Regions from separate parts of the Homo sapiens genome. Here region 1 is linked to region 2. A link is a contact called in ENCODE Hi-C or POLR2A ChIA-PET data. All regions are on one chromosome and are shown on one strand. Each heading gives the region's core, a stretch centred on a gene start or an enhancer-like site at or near the end of the contact. The rest is flanking DNA. Distances are from core to core; before and after follow the strand shown.

Region 1 (3,836 bases), core at 537-3,036, 47 kb before region 2:
AAACTAAGAAACCAACATTAGCACATTACTGTTATCTAAACCCCAGACTATTTGGATTTCACCTGTTTTTCGGTTAATGTCTTTTTAAACTCCAGACTTCATTCAGATTTCACTTATTATTTTTTTAATATCCCTCTTCTGTTCAAGATCCAATTCAGGTTACTACATTGCATTTAGTTGCTACATCTCTCAAATCTCCTCTGGTCTGTGATAGTTTCTTAGTATTGTTTTTCATGACTCTGACAGTTTGAGGAGTATTGGTGAGACATTTGTAGGCTGTTTTTCCGTTTTGGTTTGCCTTATGTATTTCTCATGATTGGAGTGGGGTTATTTGTTTTTTGGAAATAATACCGCAGAGGCAAAGTACCCTTTCATTACATCATATCAGAGGGTAGATGCTATCAACATGATCTCTCTGGTGAGGTAAACCTTGATATCTTAGTTAAGGTAGTAATCTGCCATTTTCTCTCTCTCTCTCTTTTTAAAGTAGCTCTATAGCTCAAGCTGGAATGTAATGATGCTATCATAGCTCAATGTAGCCTTGAACTCCTGGGTTCAAGGGCTCCTCCTGCCTCAGCCTCCTGAGTAGCTGGGACTACAGGCACATGCCACTACACTCAGCTAACTATTTTTAAATTTTTTGTAGAGACAAGGTCTTGGCTATGTTTCCCAAGGTGGTCTTGAACTCCTGGCCTTCAGCGATCCTCCTGCCTCAGCCTCCCAAAGCATTGGGATTACAGGTGGGGGCCACCAGGGCCAGTCTCTATTATTCTTTATTGTTAAATTCCAATTTTTCTTGTTCTTTTCTTTGGAAAGGAGTCACTAAGTCCAGCCCACTCTGAAAGGAAGGAGTTGAGGTCAGGGGGTGCAGTTAAGTTTCTCCTGGAGGGAGGAGTTTCTATATCTCTTACATATCCTGTAAGGAAGATTTCACTCTTATTTATTATTTATCATGTATTAATAACAGTATGGACTTATGTTTATTTATTTTATTCTTTGCATTATAGTGTAATATGGCATTATGTATAGTGTAATAATGCCATTATTTGTTTTGTCACTCAAATTATTCCAGCATTGGCCATGGGGAGTTCTCTGTGGTAGGCTTTTGTGGCCCTTTAACATGGCCCCATTCCTTTGTTTTTTGAGCATTACCTTGCTTTCTGGTACTACAAGATGCTTTTGCCTTTTCTTCTATTTTCTCTCATCCAGCCCTGTAATCAGCTATTTCTTCAAGGTTTCTTTGTTCCTTTTATTAGAGAATGATATTTAGAAACCAAGATCTTGGCACTAGGTAGTTTGTACATGTTTTCTTTAAGTGTAAAATTATTGCAAAAAAAATTTTAAGAGCTGAATGTTGTAAGATGCACATCCCATTTGTAATTCTTAAGTGTTCTACCTTAGTTAAGCTTCAGTTACCAAATGTTAACTTATTTATAGATACTTCTTTCTAAATAAAAATTATATTTATACTTCACTTGGTATCTGGAAGTTGTTAATAAAATTACACTACAACCTCAGTGCAACATTTTTCTATATTTTATTTGTAGCTTTTTCCATAAGGTGGAAACACCTTGTCATGTTTTGTTCTTCTTATGAAAAGCATAGAGACCTATGATTAAATCCATAAAACTTTATATAATAAAACTAATCAGTAAGCAGTCTAGTTTAATATGCATACATAAAAAGGCATAGCAGGGGCATAAAGGAAGGAGTTCTGGACATTACCATGACTCTTTTATGCAAAGATACCTCCACCCACAAATTCCACTTTAGTGAGTAAGCATGATGAGGACAGCTTGGCCTGTTTGGCAGGAAATTCTGTGTATGAAAATATAGCATTTCTTACAGAAGGTTTTAAAAATACCTTTTTGATCTATGATATATGAAAAGGTTACTACTAAATCAAATTATTTTATTCTATATCATAGAATGCCATTGTAGAAAATAAATGATTTCTTCCAGAATATTAGAATGGATAAGGAATGTGTGCAAATAAAAGTATAGCTATGCTTTAACTTTTAGTGACACTTAAGAGTATGTTACCAAATAATGTAAAGGGGAATATGAGTAAAGACAGTTACAGTGTATGGTCTGATCCCTGTTTCCCAGCTACTCGGGAGACTGAGGTGGGAGGATCACTTGAGCCCAGGAGTTTGAGGCTGCAGTGGACCATGATTGCACCACTGCACTCCAGCCTTTACAAAGAGAAAAAGAGATAATTCATCCTATCATTGTGTAGACAATATTGTCCAACTAATTACTACTTCTTCCACTTTTTCTTTATTTAGTGGGTAACCACTAAATAATTTAGTTTTTATTTAGTCTGTCAAATAATTTAGTCTTTATTTAGTTTGTCAGTTTCTTAGAAAGCTAAACGTGTACTTACTACACAACTCAGCAATCTCATTCCTAGGTTTTACTCAAGAGAAGTGAAAATTTTATGTTCATACAAAAAGCTGCACATCAGTGTTCATAGCAGCTTTATTCATGCTTGTCAAAAACCCTAAACAGCACAAATATTCGTCAGCTTTTGAATGGTTAAAGTGTGGTACATCCATGCAGTGGAATTATTCAGTAATACAAAAGAACAAACTACTGAAAATAGAACAACATGGATGAATCTCATGTGTATTATGCTAAGTGACAGAAGCCAGACTCAAAAGGCTCCTTACTGTAATGATTGCATTTATATGACATTCTGGAAAAGGTAAAAATAGGACAGGACTAACAGCAGTGGTTGCTAGCAGCTGGAGGACAGAGGGGTTGCCTACTGTGTAGGCTGAATCATGGCCTCCCAGAGATATCCACATTCGAATTTCTAGAACCTGAAAGTGTTACCTTATAAAGCAAAAAAGACTTTGTAGATATGACTGAAAATCTTGAGATGGGGCAGTTGTCTTGGATTATCTGAGTAAGCTCTAAATTTAATCACAAAGATACTTAAAGAGAAAAAAGAGTTAGTAGGGGAGAAGACATAGCACAGATTGCAGTAATGTAGCCAGGAACCAAGGAATACTGGTAGTCCCTGGAAGCTGAAAGGAACAAGAATCAGATATCTTCCCTGAAGCTTCTAGAAGGAACCAGCCCTGTTAACACCTTGATTTTAGCCTCATACAATTCATTTCACGCTTCTGACATGAGGAACTATGTTTGTGTTATTTTAAGGAACCAAGTTTATGGCAATTTTTTATAGCAGCAACAAGAAAACTAACCCAACTACAAAGGGGCATAAGGGAATATTTTGGAGTGATGGAACTGTTCTATATTTTGGTTGTGGTGGTGGTTATGACTCTATGTGTTTGTTTTAACTTATAGAACAATATGCTAAAAAGTGTGATTTTAGCCAAGCATGGTGGCACATGCCTGTAGTCCCAGTTTCTCAGGAGGCTGAGGTAGAAGGATTGCTTGAGCCCAGGAGGTTTGATACCAGTCTGAGAGTTTGAGACCAGCCTGGAGAGCATAGCAAGAACCCATCTCTAAATAAAATAGTGTGAACTTACTGTATGTTAGTTATACTATAATAAACCTGACTTTTAAAGAAATGTTTTGTTCAGAACGTATTTTCCCAAAGAAAAAAAATTAGACATTAGACATGCTGCTTGGTGTCTTGGACAGCCCAAGGAAAGCCTATACATTTGTCGAAAGTATAATACAGATGGCAACTCTATACAAGTACATAGAGCATAAATAATAATGCTCCATGGGGGAAATGCACTCCGAATTCTTACACAGTTAGCCAAAAATAACAAAGAGATTTAAAAAGAAAAAAAAAAGGTGATGTAAGGGAAAGTCTGCTGGGAGGACTCCTAGAAAGGTGTGTGTGGGGGGGGGGAGGG
Region 2 (4,219 bases), core at 1,548-4,047:
GTTTTCTTCATTTCTATTTCATTTATTTCTTCTCTGAGCTTTATTATTTCTTTTCTTCTACTAATCTTGGATTTGATTTGCTATTGCTTTTCTAGTTTTTTTTTTAAATGTTTCATCCTGTCTTATGATGCTGAGCTTTTCCAGTTCTTTAAGATGCATCATTAGGTTATTTATTTGAAGTTTTTCTTCTTTTTGATATAGGTACTTACAGCCATAAATTTCCTTCTTACTACTGCCTTCAGTGTATTCCATAGGTTTTGATATGTTGTGTTTCCATTATTTGTTTCAAGAAAGCTTTCAATTTCCTTCTTACTTTTTCATTGACACACTGGCCTTTCAAGAGCATATTGTTTAATTTTCATGTGTTTGCATAGTTTCCAAAATTCCTCTTGTTATTGAGTTCTGGTTTTATTCCATGTGGTTAGAGAATATATTTGATACTATTTCAGGTTTTTTTTTGAATGTTTTAAGATTTGTTTTGTGACCTAATTTATGGTCTATCCTTGAGAATGATTCATATGCCAAGAAGAAGAATGTATATTCTGCAGCTGTTGCATGAAATGTTCTGTAAATAGCTATGAGGCCCATTTTTTGTGTATAGCAGATTAAGTCTGATGTTTCTTTGTTGATCTTGTGTCTGGGAGATCTGTCCAATGCTGAAAGTGGGATTTTGAATTCACTATTATCGTATTGGAATCTATCTCTCTCTTTAGTTCTAATAATATTTGCTTTATATATCTGGCTGCTCCAGTGTTGGATATATAAGTATTTAGAATTATTATATCCTTTGCTGAATGAACGTTTCTGATTATGTAATGAACTTCTGTATCTCTTCTTGTGGTTTTTGTTTTGAAATCTATTTTGTCTATGTCAATATAGCTATTCCTGCTTTTTTGGTTTCCATTGGCACCAAATGAATGTTTTTTTCCATCCCTTTATTTTCAGTCTATGTGTATCTTTATGGGTGAAGTGTGTTTCCTATAGGCAACAAATCACTGGATCTTATTTTTTTTAATCCATTCAGCTACTCTGTGTCTTTTGATTGGAGAGTTTAGTCTATTTACATTTAGTGTTATTATTGATAAGTAGGGACTAACTCCTGCCACTTTGCTACTTGTTTTCTGGTTTGTTTGTTTATTTGTTTTGTGGTCTTCTCCTCCTTCTCTCCTTCCTTCCTGTCTTCCTTTTAGTTTGATTTTTTTCTAGTGGTATGATTTAATTTCTTTTTATTTTTTGTGCATCCATTGTATGTTTTCTGATTTGAGAGTACTGTGAAACTTGCAAATACTACCTTATAACCCACTATTTTAAACTGATGACGACTTAACACTGCTTGCATAAACAAACAAATATGAGAGAGAAAACTAATAAAAACAATATACTTTAAGTTCATCTCCCTGCTTTTTAACTTTTTGTGGTTTCTCCTTGTTTCACTCTAACTGTCTATGTCTAGAAATGCTTGTAGTTATTATTTTTGATTGTTTTATCATTTATTCTTTCTACTTAAGAGTAATTTACACACCACAATTACAGTGTTACACTATCCTGGGTTTTTTTATGTGCTTACCATTACCAGTGTTTTTTAACTTCAGATGATTTCTTCTTGCTTATGAATGTCCTTTTCTTTCAGATTGAGGAAATCCCTTTAAGATTTCTTGTAGGACAGGTCTGGTCTTGATGAAAGCCCTCAGCTTTCGTCTGTCTGGGAACATCTTTATTTGTCCTTCCTGATTTGAAGAATATTTTTGCTGGATATAGAATGCTAGGGTAAAAGTGGTTTTTGTTGTTGTTGTTGTTGCTTTGTGTGTGTGTGTGTGTTTTCCCAACACTTTAAATATGTTATGCTACTCTCTCCTGGCCTGTAAGTTTCCATTGAAAAGTGTGCTGCCAGACATATTGGAGCTCCGTTGTATGCTGTTTATTTCTTTTATCTTGCTGCTTTTAGAATATTTTATTTATTCTTGACCTTTGGGAGTTTGATTACTAAATTTCTTGAGATAATCTTCTTTGGATTAAATCTGCTTGGTGTTCTGTAACCTTCTTGTACTTGAATGTTGATGTCTTTAACTTTGGGAATTTCTTTATATCCCTTTGAATAAAGTTTCTACCCCTGTCTCTTTCTCTACCTCCTCTTTAAGGCCAGTAACTCTTAGATTTGCCCTTTTGACGCTATTTTCTAGATCTTGTAGGCATGCCTCATTGTATTTTTATTTTTTTTCTTTTGTCTCCTCTGACTTTGTATTTTTAAATAGCTTGTCTTCAAGCTCACTGTTTTTTTTCTGCTTAATCAAGTCTGCTATTAAAAAACTCTGATGCATTCTTCAGCATGTCAATTGCATTTTCAACTCTAGAATTTCTGCTTGATTCTTTTAAATTATTTCAATCTCTCTGTTAAACTTACCTGATAGAATTCTGAATGACTTATCTGTGTTATCTTGAATTCTTTGAAGCTTCCTCACAACAGCTATTCTGAATTCTTTGTCTGAAAGGTCATATATCTCTTTTTCTCCAGGATTGTTCCCTGGTGTCTTACTTAGTTCATTTGGTGAGGTCATGTTTTCCTGGATGATGCTGATGCTTATAGATGTTCATCAGTGTCTGGACATTGAAGAGTTAGGTATTTATTATAGTCTCCACCGTCTGGGCTTGTTTGTGCCTGTCGTTCTTGAGAAGTCTTTCTAGGTATTCAAAGGGACTTGGGCCCCAAGCCCAATAATGCTGTGTTTTTTGTGGACTCATGCCTAAGGTATCTCCTTGGTGGTCATGGATAAGAGCCAGAATTCTCTTGATTACCACGCAGAGACTTTTGTTCTTTTTTCTTACTTTCTTCCAGACAAACGGAGTCTCTCTCTCTCTGTGTGCTGAGTCACCTGGAACTGGGGGTATGGTGATGCAAGCACCCTTCTAGCCACCACTACTGTTACTGCAGTGGGTCAGACCTGAAGCCAGCACAGCAATGGGCCTTGCCCAAGGACCTTTCCTTCAGGGTGGCGAGTTCCTCCAGGTCCCCGGCATATCCAGAGATGCTGTCTGGGAGCCAAGGATTGGAGTCAAAAACTTTAGAAATTTACAGCCAGGTGTGGTGGCTCACACATATAATCCTAACAATTTGGGAGGCTGAGGTAGATGGATTGCTTGAGCTCACAAGTTCGAGACCAGTGTAGTCAACATGGTGAAACCCTGTCTCTACAGAAAAATACAAAAAAAATTACTCGGGCATGGTGGTGTGCGCCTGTAGTCCCAGCTACTTGAGAGGCTGTGGTGGGAGGATTGCTTGAGTGTGGGAGGTTGAGGCTGCAGTGAGCTGTGATCGTGCCACTGCACTCCAGCCTAGGTGACAGAGGGTCTCGAAAAAAATAAAAATAAAAAGCCTTAGCAATTTACCTGATGTTTTATTTTACTATGGCTAAGCTAGCACTCAAACCACAATATAGAGGCCTTCCCCAGTGTTTCCTCTCCTTTCCACAGGCAGCGGAGCTTCTTCTTGTGGCCAGCACCACCAACAGTCCATGGCAGGTTCTGCCAGGCCACAGCTGATGTTCAGTTCAAGCCCAAAGACTCTTTTATCAGCTTATGGTGAATGCTGCCAGGCCTGGGACTCACACTCAGGACAGTGGGCTCCCCTCTGGAGCCCCTCCCAGGGCAGGTCCAGAAATTCTGTCCAAGAGCCTAGGCCTGGACTTAGGGACCCTTAGAGCCTGCTTGTTGCTCTACCCCACTGTGTACAAGCTGGTACCTAAGGTGCAAGACAAAGTCCCCTTTACTTTTTCCTCTACTTTTCTCAAACAGAAGGAGTCTTCCACCATAGCCACCATAGCTGGGATTGTGCTGGGTCCCACCTGAAGCCAGTACATCTCAGAGTCTGAGGCCCACTGTGTACTCCCCCGGTATTGCTGCTGGTTATTCAGGGCCCAAGGACTCTTTAGTCAGCAGGTGATGAATCTTCCCAGGACTAGGTCCTTCCCTTGAAGGTAGTGGATTCCCTTTTGGCCCAGGGTATGTCTAGAAATGTCATCTGGAAGCTAGTGCCTGGAGTGGGGGCCTCACAACTCTGCCCAGTGCCCTATCCTATTGTGATTGAGCTGGTTTCCAATATGCAAGACCAAGTCCTCTTTATTACTCTTAGCTCTCCTTAAGCAAAAGGAGGGAGGTCACTTTCATTGCTACAAGCTGGATTGCCTGGATTGGGAGAGGGATGGCATAAGCACTCCTATAGCCA

What was found. A loop is a pair of places that touch in the nucleus more often than their neighbours do. ChIA-PET counts read pairs that join two places held with the same protein, here RNA polymerase II (POLR2A). Pooled maps may share reads with other maps.
Region 1: a loop to region 2 is called in a map of CD14-positive monocyte, with 1.9 times the contacts of the local background. The contact joins two enhancer-like sites. A Hi-C loop is called at or near these places in 7 of 168 maps with a recorded cell type or tissue (CD14-positive monocyte, IMR-90, adrenal gland and 3 more), 1 of 37 single-sample maps with no recorded cell type and 4 of 50 pooled maps. POLR2A ChIA-PET finds 5 or more read pairs at or near these places in 4 of 52 experiments (WTC11, endothelial cell of umbilical vein and naive thymus-derived CD8-positive, alpha-beta T cell).

The regions. Positions count from the first base shown.
Region 1 is chr2:159,682,906-159,686,741 of GRCh38, reverse strand. It overlaps a transcript of BAZ2B not described here. Among named protein-coding and RNA genes, the nearest start is that of MARCHF7, 28 kb to the left of the region's middle. Within about 2 kb of position 1,786, at least 2 of the 41 ENCODE cell types and tissues checked have a DNase peak (open chromatin) inside an H3K27ac peak, as active enhancers do.
Region 2 is chr2:159,636,714-159,640,932 of GRCh38, reverse strand. It overlaps a transcript of BAZ2B not described here. Among named protein-coding and RNA genes, the nearest start is that of BAZ2B, 22 kb to the right of the region's middle. Within about 2 kb of position 2,797, at least 2 of the 41 ENCODE cell types and tissues checked have a DNase peak (open chromatin) inside an H3K27ac peak, as active enhancers do.